Linked DNA regions of Mus musculus: region 2 is linked to region 1. A link is a loop called in an ENCODE intact Hi-C map of the cell type or tissue named here. Cell type or tissue: heart. All regions are shown on one strand. Each heading gives the region's core, and the rest is flanking DNA. Links, peaks and the distances in the headings are about the cores only. Region 1 has its middle 13 kb from the start of Gm26440. Region 2 holds the start of Micu2 (mitochondrial calcium uptake 2).

What was found. Hi-C counts contacts between places; a loop is a spot of excess contacts. Peaks named below come from ENCODE experiments on the same cell type or tissue, not always from the same donor. Only the 100,000 strongest peaks of a DNase experiment are listed, where the experiment ranks them.
Region 2: it touches region 1 in a loop (2.7-fold over the local background); 3 of 42 quality-filtered maps call a loop at or near these places.

What each region holds. Positions count from the first base shown.
Region 1 is chr14:57,683,383-57,686,297 of GRCm38, forward strand. No RefSeq gene overlaps it. Among named protein-coding and RNA genes, the nearest start is that of Gm26440, 13 kb to the right of the region's middle. In heart, for the core only: a CTCF peak has its summit at 1,373 (motif pointing right); a DNase peak (open chromatin) is centred at 1,409.
Region 2 is chr14:57,998,259-58,001,173 of GRCm38, forward strand. Micu2 (mitochondrial calcium uptake 2) reads right to left here and starts at 1,004. Exons shown (of 12, transcript NM_028643.3): 1 at 772-1,004. The coding sequence starts at 981. It overlaps 3110083C13Rik (RIKEN cDNA 3110083C13 gene), which reads left to right and starts at 1,054. Exons shown (of 2, transcript NR_166770.1): 1 at 1,054-1,204. In heart, for the core only: a CTCF peak has its summit at 1,310 (motif pointing left); a DNase peak (open chromatin) is centred at 1,063; H3K4me3 peaks cover 1,278 bases; H3K27ac peaks cover 991 bases.

The DNA of each region.
Region 1 (2,915 bases), core at 182-2,681:
CACAAGGCAGCTTCTCCTTTTCCTCTCCTGCACATCCTTTTCCCTCGAGGTCCTCCTCTGCCCCCAAGCCCACAAAACCTAAACCCCACCTATATCTCTTCTGCGCAGCTATTGACTCAGTTGGCATCATTATTCACCAATCAGAATTACCTTGGGGGCAGGGTCATAGGGGCTACATGGAGACTCAGGTCTTGGGGGCCCACACTTAGCATTATAACAGACAGTAAAAGACAAAACCTCACACCTCAGTGGTTGAGAGCACTGGCTGCCTTTCCAAAAGACTGAGGTTCAGTTCCCAACACACACAAGGTAGTTGCCAACCATCCACAATCCCAGTCGCAGAGGATTCAGTGCCCTTGTCCAGCCGCTGTGGGCACTGCACATACATGTGCACATATATGTGCACATATATGTGCAGAACAGCCAACACATAAACAATATCAAAGAACTGGAAAACCAAAATGTCCCGGGAATGGGAAATAATACTTGAAAACCATATTCGTGATAAGGCACTTGTACAGAGAACATATAAACCCCTCTCATAAGCCATGAGCAAAATAAAGTTAGATTTAAAGGTGAAGGATTTGGAGACATTTTCTCATTAAAGATATAAAACCAATAAGCCCGTGAAAAGTAGCTTAATATCATTAGTCCTTAAGGAAATGCACATCAGAACCACAATGAAGAAACACTCCCAAGCCACTTACGGCTTAAGGAAAGAAGGCAGATAAGAAGAGTGTCAGTGCAGGTTGAGAGAACACCGTGCTGTCCTGCATTCCTGGGATGGAGGCTGGTTCCTTGCTTTGGGAAAACAGTTTGCCAATTCCTCAAAAACTTAAACACATGCTTACCATTTGATCTAGCAATGTCACACTCAGGGTACCCTCCAGAGAAATGAAAACACAGCTAAATAAAGACGGCTCACAAGCAGCACTAGTTACAGAAGACCCGCAGTGGAAACCATCCAAGAGTCCACCAACTGGTGACTGACTGCACAAATAAAGCGGGGCATAGCAATGAAGTGAGGGCAGGGGCTACAGTGTGGATAAACCTGGAAAACATGTTTGTAAGTGAAAGAAGCCAGACACAATAGGTCACATAGTACTTAAGGTTATTGATAAAATTGTCTAGAAGAGGCAGATCCATAGAGACCAAAGGTAGAATAGACTCTTAGCCTCCTCTGAGGTGGTCCATAGAGGGGAGTGAAGGAACAGAGGTAAAATTATGGTCATTATGCAGCTACAGACATATGCTAAAACCTACCAAATTGTATAGTTTTTTCTTTCTTTCCATGGCTGTGTTTTAATTTTTTAAAATTATTTTGTGTGCATGGGTGTTGGCCCATGGTGCATGGTATGTCTGTGCATCACCTGCATGCAGTACCTTTTGAGGCCAGAAGAGGGCAGTGGATCTTCTGGAACTGGAATTACAAACTATTGTAAACCTCCATACATGCTGGAGCCGTTTTTTGTGAAGGGGTGGGGGGAACCAAGGTTGTCTGGAAAAGCAGTCAGTGCTCTTAATTGAGCCAACTCTCTGGCCCCCTGTTTTGTTTTATTGAGACAAGATTTTTTTTTTCACACTATTGCTCAGGTTAGCCTCCAATTCATGACCTTCCTGCCTAAGTCTCTGAAGTGCATTACAGATGTGACCTACAGAACTGGACACTTTTAAACAAGTGGATTTTGTAATACATGAATCATATCTTAGTCATGCCATTATTTCAAGCAAGTAAGATAGAGTCGTGTGAGGAGACCTCAGATGAAAGTGGGAAAACGAAATAAAGCAATGCAAAGCTTTTAGAAAGAACTTAGAGGAAGGAGACACAACTGTGGAAGAAGTAGAGAACACCTTGGAAATAATAATCCCAGGGAGAGACAGACAAGCAATAAAGGGATGAGACAAAAGTGAATGGATTAGCGAACGAGAATGACCTGTAAGGAACAACAACAACAACAACAAAATGCCTATCCCTCAAACAAAAGTCTAATACAACCCTTAGGGGTTCTATTCCTGCACAAACATCACGACCAAGAAGCAAGTTGGGGAGGAAAGGGTTTATTTAGCTTACACCTCCATACTGCTATTCATCACCAAAGGAAGTCAGGACTGGAACTCAAGCAGGTCAGGAAGCAGGAGCTGAGGCAGAGGCCATGGAGGGATGTTACTTACTGACTTGCTTCCCCTGGCTTGCTCAGCTTGCTTGCTTTCTTATAGAACCCAGGACTACCAGCCCAGGGATCGAATCACCTATAATGGCTTTCCCCCTTGATCACTAATTGAGAAAATGCTCCACAGCTGGATCTCGTGGAGGCATTTCCTCACACCTGAAGCTCCTTTCTCTGTGATAATCCCAGCCTGTGTCAAGTTGACACAAAACCAGCCAGTACAACCCCTGAATGATAAAGTCAAGGGAATCTTCCAGAACGTGATATAAAAAGAGCCAGGGACGGCACGCTGTTGTGATTATTCTGAAACACACGATTTTAATTGTAGCTTGCATTATAAAATGTCCCACACAGGTTCACACGTTCCCCAGCTGGTGGCATTGTGTGGGGAGGTTGTGGACACTTGAAGTTTTATAGGGGGACACTTCCTGTCTAGTCTCTTCCTCCCTCCTGTGGAGGGTACCTCACACCCCTGCCACCTCGCCTTCTCCGTCATGATCACAGTAGTGAGACATATAACTAATACATCTAACAGTGACTTCCTAATGACACAGCTCTAGCCAGTACAACTCCCCAAACCCCTGCACTAATTGAAGCAAGACATCCCGCTCTGTCTATTAACAGTTCATTCGTTCGTGACAGCTCCTAGGCAGAGGATGTGGGCTGGTCGCATGTCAAAGACCAAGGCAGATTAGAAGGTTGGGACTTTTCAGCTCTGTCTTCTCAGCTCTGGGGAAGAGAGAGGCA
Region 2 (2,915 bases), core at 1-2,500, 310 kb after region 1:
CACCTCTGATGTGGTGTGAGGTTGGAGTCAATGTTTGTATAAACTGTTCAATAATCAAACAGTTACCAACCTTTAATCTGTAAGGTATGCTTTTCTTTTTGTTGTATTTTAATGCTTGAGTTTTCCCACTAGAACTAGGTAACAGAAACCTAGCAAATAAGGAAAATAAAAAACTGCTTTTAATTTTAAAAACCCTAAAACCCAAAACACTGAAATGCCTCTCTCTATAAAAATCTTAGAGAGTACATTCAAACTTTCCAAGGTTTTACAAGACCGGGTTCATCTTGAAGTAGGGTACTTAACATTTGCATCCTGACAGCTCAGGTTTAGGAAAACTTGTTTTGCCGCGTAGGCGGGGTCCACTAAAACATTACGGTTTCGACTTATGTAACAGCTGTCATTGGAATTGATAAAATCTGCAACTATCAGCTGTTTAACTTTTAGAGTTGATATTCTCTAGACTGGGGGGGTGTGTGGCTCACACAGTAGGTCGACGCCACCCTTTTCAACAAAGAAGCGACCAGGGAACTCTTTAACGATGCAGGCTAACTAAGGGGTGCCCAGCCCCCGCAAACGTCAAGGACCCTTCTCCATCCACCAGGTGGGCAGAGGCGTGCCCCAGCCACGCCCACACGCATCCCGGGCGGGGCCTCCCGCCGCCTCCTCCCGGAACCCCCCAGGCCCTCCAGGCTCGTGCCAGGCGCCTAGGGTCTCCTGTGCCTCCGCCCCCCTCCCAGGGGTGCCTGAGGGCGGGGCCGGGCTGAGCCGTACCTGCGCCGACACCGTTCGGGAGCCCTCGCGCGCGGCTGCTTTCACGCGGCCGTGATGCCATGCCGCTCCTGCGCCTGCCAGGGCTACCCCGGCCACAGCCGCTGCGAGAGGGCCGCGAGTCGGCACAGCTCGTCGGCCGGCCGCGAGCCCGCGCCGCAGCCTTCCGCCCCAGGCCGCCAGCCAAGCGCTTCTTCCCGCAGCCGCCGCCATCTTTGCGGAAGCGCCCGAGCGTCGCGCCCCGCCCTCACCGTCTGTTGCCCGAGAACAGAGTTGGGCTCTCGCGAGAGCTCATCACCCTCCACCGTGCTCTGCGCGTGTGTTGCTAGGTGTGGCTGCTTCCTCGACGTTCAAGCGTGGTTTTGAGGTGACCCTCGGCTCCGGTGACAGTTTCCAAGGCAAAGGACATGAGTTAGCTGGTTAACTGTCCTAACAGGTCAGGTCACCACTGTGGGCCAAGAAGGGGCTGCAGGGATGGCTCAGGGGTGAAGGGTGCTTGCTGCCCTTCCAGAGCACCACAGCTGGATTCCGGAGACTTAAGGCCACAGATAAGTCCAGCTCCAGGGCATCCAGCGCCCCCTTCTGGTCTCTACCCCCCCCCCCCCATGAAATTAGACTAAAGGAAGGGTAATAGATTCTGGGTGGAATATATTGGACAAACTAGATTAAGAATAGGGACTAAGAAGGGTGTTGATGATAAATGCGGAATCAAATTAGATTTAGCATGGTTTTTCAGTCGATAGACTTAAACATAGCATCTTTAGCTCTCTCGGGAAAGCCTATGTCAGTCGTAAGTGGGCACATTTAGAGCTGGAGAGGGAAACACTTCTAACAGTAAGCGGCAGAGGGTGCTGGGTATAACCACTGTGGGTGTTGATGCAACAGTAGAATTTCATCCTCAAAGAGGCTAGGGTAAGGGGCTGAAAATATTGACGATATTATATTTGCCCCAAATGTCACATGTCTGATTATAGTGAGTCACTTGAGACAGTTGGTTCAGTGGATAAAGGCACTTCATGCCAAGCCTGCCTACCTGAGTTAGAAGTCAGAGAAGAGAGTCCTATAAGTTGTTTTCTGACCTCTGGTCTGCGCAGTGAGTTCCAGGCCACCCATAACTACATAGTGAAATCCTGTGTCAAAAGGAAAAAAGGAAAGAATATGTGTACATGCTCACCCTTACAGATCTCCGTTTTTTATAGCTAAATGCCCTTTATATTTATTTATCAAGACTCATTTTTTATGTGTATGCCTCTGTGTATTTATGCCACATATGGGTGGGTGCCCCCAGAGTCCAGAAGAGGGTGTTGTAGCTGGAGATAGAGGCAGTTGTGATCAGCCTGATATGGGTGCTGAGAATGGACCTCTGGTGCTCTGGTAGAGCAGAGAACACTCTTAACTGATGAGCTGTCTACTCAGCCCCTAAAATTTGGTGTTTGAATGAAGTAAAATGTACAGGACGTTAGCATTTTGACAACATTTGCATGTACAGGTCAGTGCTGTCAGGCCCTATGCATGGCATTTAGCAACAGCCATTATTTTTCTTTGGATTTTTTTTTTTTTTTTGTAATCTTTCAAAGCTGGCCAACACTTTTCAAGGGCCTATCTCTGTTTGTCTGCTCCTCCCGAGCGCCTGGTCTTTCATTTCTGTTAAACAATATCTGATCCAGACTTCTGACAATGATTTTCTTCAGATCTCCCAGACAAAGCCACTGTATTGTAAACAGTTGCTATTTATTGTATGTTTCCTTTACATTTTGTTCTTACAAAATATTGACTCGTAGCTGTGATCCCACATGGGACTAACAGTAGGTGCACACCTGCTCCATGCCCCTGTCACCAGCCCCCTCTTCCCTCCCCCGCTCATCTTCTCTATGGCAGATGTGGAACACGACCTCAGGGCTGGATGTTCTTTTGGTGGTAGAAAGGATTTCATCCTGGCAGAAAGCTTGGCTTCTGTAGCCTGGGGTCCTCAATTCTTCCTTACCGCTACTGAGTAAACTTAACCTTCCCCTTGTTCAACCTCTGACCTGGCCTCAGACTTAGAACCTTTACTTGGGTGTGTATCAGTTTGATGCCCATGTCAGAGGTGCCAGAACTCCTGATGTACAACAATGGCCATTTCGATGGGTTAACGAAATAAAAATAAA